Regions from separate parts of the Homo sapiens genome. Here region 1 is linked to region 2. A link is a contact called in ENCODE Hi-C or POLR2A ChIA-PET data. All regions are on one chromosome and are shown on one strand. Each heading gives the region's core, a stretch centred on a gene start or an enhancer-like site at or near the end of the contact. The rest is flanking DNA. Distances are from core to core; before and after follow the strand shown. Region 1 overlaps RARB (retinoic acid receptor beta). Region 2 holds the start of RARB (retinoic acid receptor beta).

Region 1 (2,759 bases), core at 65-2,564, 130 kb after region 2:
GATAGAAATGGGTTCAAATTCTGGTCCTATAAATTACTGGCTTAAATGTGACCTTTAAAGTCTCTTGGCCAAAGTTTCCTCATGTGCAACTTGGGAAGTAAATCATGCCATTGACCACATGGGGCTGCTGTAAGAATTAAATGAGAATGTATGTCATGCACTTAGCACAGCCAGCACCCCGAAGGGCTGGGGTTGATGACAGCAGTGATGTTGCCTGTTCATGGCAAACTGTCCTTACAGCTGAGGGAGATGCAAGAGAAGTCTGGGTCACACACCACAGCCCTAATTTGAGAAACTGGTCTGTGACAGTTGGCAATTATGAGTTTGAATTTCCATAATGGATTGGAATTTCTCTCATCTTTGCATTTCAAAGCCAAGGGCAAGGAATAGTTATTATTTTCTCATAGTAATTCTTGTAAACAATTCCTGATGTGCAAGGTAGGTCAACAAATTACATGGAACCATTCTTGCATAAGGCAGTTTCTCACAATGACGTGCTGTTTGGGTGTCTTTAGAGTAAACTTGAAAGAAGTTCTCCTTCTTTGTGTTTTGCTTCCACATGGCATTGCATTCACACACACACACACACACACACACACACACACACAATTGCCATGAAAGTAGAGACTTCTGCTTTGAGTTCCTCTATAGGTTATGTCTACATCAGCATCTGTTGCACAGTAGTAGCTCAATAACTATTAGTGGAATGAATAACTGAGTCTATTTCACATTAAGTCAATTTCTAGAAGTCAAGAGCTAGAAGAAACAAAACCCGGAGGGACTAAGGAATTCCTCTTCATTTTCCATGGATACCATTCCAATCATAAATGGGCTTTTCCCAAGGCTCTCTCCGCAGCCTATCACTTCTCTGGAGCCTGAAACCCAGATAGCCAATTACATAAAGCACACACTGGATAACTCCACTTGGGTGGCACATGGGCACTTGGAATTCTAAGTGGAGAAGGAGGAGGCCCTTTTTCCTCCTCCTTTGTTCCCTCACCATCATTGTGCAAGCTGGAAACCCTTGACCCTTCCTGCTGCCTGGCACCTTGCATCTGCTATCCTGGCACTTCCCTACAGTCCCTCCCTGGTTTAGACATCCCTCTTCTCTCACTCGGAACTTCTAGCAACTACTTCAGTGGTCCCTATACCCCTAATCATTTCTTCACCATGAACAGTGACTCGTCTAAACAGCAACCCCTAATAAACTTAAAAGCCAAGTCTCCTTGGCCAAGTTCACACAATCACATGAGCTGTGGTCCAGCCACAGCCCAGAACTGCAAGCCTCACCCTATTCCCTGCAGAGCTCCAAAGCTGCCCTGTTGCTTCTCTCTAGGTCTGCAAACTGGCTCTCTTTTCTGCCTGGAAAGCACTCGGTTCTCCCAGCCTTTGGTTAGCTCAAGTCTCCTGCTTTGGATATTTACATAGAATTTAAGTGAATGCATATTTCAAGATCTCATTCCATATTGACCCTCCAGTGAGCCTCTCTCTGCAAATGAGCAATTTTGGATTCTCCGGGAAGTTCAAACAGCCTTTTTGTGTTTGTAAACATGGGTAGTTTCACTGACTTCTCCTACAGGTTGGATTACACAAAAAACATGTTTTCAAGCGCTTGGCCTCAAGTTTATTTTCTAGGCTGATTTTTGAAGGACTTTATCTGGCCTCCTCTTAACCTTCCCCACCCCCAAGTCTGGCTTCCATCCTTATTGCTCTGCTACAAATGTTCTCTCGAAAGTCACAACTTTCTCCATTGCCAAAACCAATGAACTTTGCTCCTTCTTCATTCTTTCTGACTGGCGGCTACTTGAACACTTGGCCAGGCTGCTGCTGCTTCAAATTCTTTTCTCCATTGGTTTCTGCGGTTTTTTATTCCAATTTCTCCCACAGTTCATCTGCTTTCATCCCCGTATCCTTTTCCCTTTCCCATCAACTACTAGCAATTCCCAAGGATTAGTTCCTGGCCCTTTTTTTTTTTTTTTTTTTATCTTTCCTCTCTCTCACCTTAGATTGTTCATCCTCGCTTACGACTTCAACAGTCATCTCTAAGGTTTGACTCCTAAATAATCTAACTTTGGAGGTGCTCTCTTGCCAAATCCACAATGCCATTGCTCTGACAGCCTCTGGATTCCTAATTCATGCCCCCTCAAACCAAATTCATCATATTCCTGCCAGAAACTGGCTTCCCTACTCCCCACCAGCTACCCTACATTTCTTCTCTGTTTTGATACCATCAGTAGCCCAATACGGGGTTAAAACCTTATTGTTACCTCTAAGTCGTCTTCTTCATCCCCATTTTCATTCTGTTGCCAAGTCTAGCATATTTTTCCTTGCGGTGATTCACTATATCTCCCCACTTCTCTTTGTCCTCATTATTTCTCCCCATCAATCCCTGTCTCCACATTTTTCTTCAGTGACACCAGCCACTCCACTCCCCTTCAAACATGATGTAGTCATTCTTGGAAGTATTTTCTCATATCTCCCCCATCCAGAATGTTTTTTCCTCCCCTTTTGGCCTCCTGAATGAGACCCCATCCTTTAAAGGCCACCGCAAACCTAAATTCCATCATGTAGCCACGTTTTTCCAACCCTCAGGCCTTTGCGCACATTGGTCCCTTCATCCAGAATGTCTCCTAGCCTCTCTAAGCCCCATTCATTTAAGAAATATATGTTGAACATTCCTTATGGAGAAGATACTGGACTGTGCACTGAGGATTTCTGAGTGAATAAGACCTAGCATATTCTTATAAGGGTATTCAGCT
Region 2 (2,700 bases), core at 33-2,532:
GGCAGGGGCTGGAATGAGAGAAAACTGGTCCTTCAAAATGTAAAACTGTCATACTTAAACCAGTTTACAAAATATGCGTTTAATTATGTGGTGGGATGTGTGTAGGTGTATGATGAGAGAGGCAACCAACATGGCTATTTGGGGTGCAAGGATGTGGGAACAGGCAAGTAATTTTCACATTGGACTTTCATCCTAGGGAGCTGGGTTCTAGTCACAGCTCTGAGCTGTGTGACCTTGGGTAGGTCTCATCTCCCCGGGGTTTTGTTTCACCAGTTGAACAGTATGAGGATGAGTCACAGCTAACATTTGTTCCATGATATTTACCCAGCACCATACAAGTGTTATTTCTGTCCTCCCAGTTAACACTGACGTGGGTAGTATTATATGCCCATTTTACAGATGAGGAAACTGAAGCCTGAAGAAGTTAAATACTTATCCCAGAACACACAGCTGGTAAGTGGCAGACCTGGAATTGGAATCTAGTTCAGTTTGATTCCCCAACCCATGCTCTTGACCACTATACTGTTTTTTCAAGTCCAGATCTGAAATCTCATTTTCTGTGTGGCTGTGTGTTTGGGACAGGGGTAACCAATTCCTGACTACTCTATATGCTGCATAGAACCTGGAGAGGATTTTTCAAAGTAAATGAATCTCGAAAGCTGGATTGCAGAGCAAACGAGTGCAGTCAATTCAGCCAGGGGCTTGCAAGAGGGAGAAAGAGAAAAAGACTGTGGAATGGAAAGTTTCCCAACCCAAGCCTTTCCCAAGGGGTAGCCATTCTCTGTTCTACAGTTTAGGGCTTGCATGTGCTTTTTCTGGAGTGGAAAAATACATAAGTTATAAGGAATTTAACAGACAGAAAGGCGCACAGAGGAATTTAAAGTGTGGGCTGGGGGGCGAGGCGGTGGGCGGGAGGCGAGCGGGCGCAGGCGGAACACCGTTTTCCAAGCTAAGCCGCCGCAAATAAAAAGGCGTAAAGGGAGAGAAGTTGGTGCTCAACGTGAGCCAGGAGCAGCGTCCCGGCTCCTCCCCTGCTCATTTTAAAAGCACTTCTTGTATTGTTTTTAAGGTGAGAAATAGGAAAGAAAACGCCGGCTTGTGCGCTCGCTGCCTGCCTCTCTGGCTGTCTGCTTTTGCAGGGCTGCTGGGAGTTTTTAAGCTCTGTGAGAATCCTGGGAGTTGGTGATGTCAGACTAGTTGGGTCATTTGAAGGTTAGCAGCCCGGGTAGGGTTCACCGAAAGTTCACTCGCATATATTAGGCAATTCAATCTTTCATTCTGTGTGACAGAAGTAGTAGGAAGTGAGCTGTTCAGAGGCAGGAGGGTCTATTCTTTGCCAAAGGGGGGACCAGAATTCCCCCATGCGAGCTGTTTGAGGACTGGGATGCCGAGAACGCGAGCGATCCGAGCAGGGTTTGTCTGGGCACCGTCGGGGTAGGATCCGGAACGCATTCGGAAGGCTTTTTGCAAGCATTTACTTGGAAGGAGAACTTGGGATCTTTCTGGGAACCCCCCGCCCCGGCTGGATTGGCCGAGCAAGCCTGGAAAATGGTAAATGATCATTTGGATCAATTACAGGCTTTTAGCTGGCTTGTCTGTCATAATTCATGATTCGGGGCTGGGAAAAAGACCAACAGCCTACGTGCCAAAAAAGGGGCAGAGTTTGATGGAGTTGGGTGGACTTTTCTATGCCATTTGCCTCCACACCTAGAGGATAAGCACTTTTGCAGACATTCAGTGCAAGGGAGATCATGTTTGACTGTATGGATGTTCTGTCAGTGAGTCCTGGGCAAATCCTGGATTTCTACACTGCGAGTCCGTCTTCCTGCATGCTCCAGGAGAAAGCTCTCAAAGCATGCTTCAGTGGATTGACCCAAACCGAATGGCAGCATCGGCACACTGCTCAATGTAGGTTTATTTTTTTCCCTTCTTCTACCAAGAAAAAAAAAATTGTCTCTCTTGCATGCAATAAAGACGTTGGAAATAAACTGCATTGGTAGCAAGACAAAGGATTTAATGATTTAATGCTGAAGGGGTGTGATATGCTGGCATGCATATTGATTCCCTTTGCTGAAAATTTCCTGTTAGATGTTTTCTTCCCAAATAACCCCTCCCGCCCCCATGCTCCTCTCCTTACCAACCTTATAGTCTCTTGAAAACAGTTTTTAAAATATGCATAAAAATGTGGGGGGTGGGGAGTAGAGGGTGACCACAAGACTTTAAAACATTCTTCAAGTAGGGCAATTTGACACATTTTGCAGTTTTTACTAAAATGTATGCAGAGTGGAATTTAACTTTGCTGTTCTTTGGATTAGCTACTAGTTGTATAGGTCCCCCCACCCCTTGTGTATTCCAACAGTCCAAAGTAATTAAAATATGACATTTTCCTTGAAAGGAATTTAGTTTAATTAAGGTGGCTGCTGCTCCCGAAGTTCATAAACCACCAGTTCAAGCTGCCGCTTCCAATGTTTTCCTTGCTAAGGAAAGGCAATATTTCTTAGCATTGACCCTGCTGCCACCTTTCCAAGTCACTTTGTTGGTCTAAGAAGTTGCTGTTTTGCTAGAAAACTACTGGCAATGAACACCCCTTGGACTGAGCCATCCATTATTTCCATATCTTGCAGTTCAGCCCGGAACGTGGACATCAGTTAAAGGAAAGGAAATATAAGTGGGGTAGCCCAATTTAAAAAAAAAATATTG

The links. A loop is a pair of places that touch in the nucleus more often than their neighbours do. ChIA-PET counts read pairs that join two places held with the same protein, here RNA polymerase II (POLR2A). Pooled maps may share reads with other maps.
Region 1: a loop to region 2 is called in a map of ovary, with 1.9 times the contacts of the local background. The contact joins the enhancer-like site here to the promoter of RARB in region 2. A Hi-C loop is called at or near these places in 2 of 168 maps with a recorded cell type or tissue (lower leg skin and ovary) and 5 of 50 pooled maps. POLR2A ChIA-PET finds 5 or more read pairs at or near these places in 1 of 52 experiments (endothelial cell of umbilical vein).

Annotation. Positions count from the first base shown.
Region 1 is chr3:25,556,566-25,559,324 of GRCh38, forward strand. The region is part of intron 3 of RARB (retinoic acid receptor beta); the gene reads left to right. Among named protein-coding and RNA genes, the nearest start is that of TOP2B, 110 kb to the right of the region's middle. Within about 2 kb of position 1,315, at least 6 of the 41 ENCODE cell types and tissues checked have a DNase peak (open chromatin) inside an H3K27ac peak, as active enhancers do; they include ovary, where a contact is called at or near this core.
Region 2 is chr3:25,426,981-25,429,680 of GRCh38, forward strand. RARB (retinoic acid receptor beta) reads left to right here and starts at 1,283. Exons shown (of 8, transcript NM_000965.5): 1 at 1,283-1,908. The coding sequence starts at 1,752. RefSeq lists an enhancer at 344-1,181.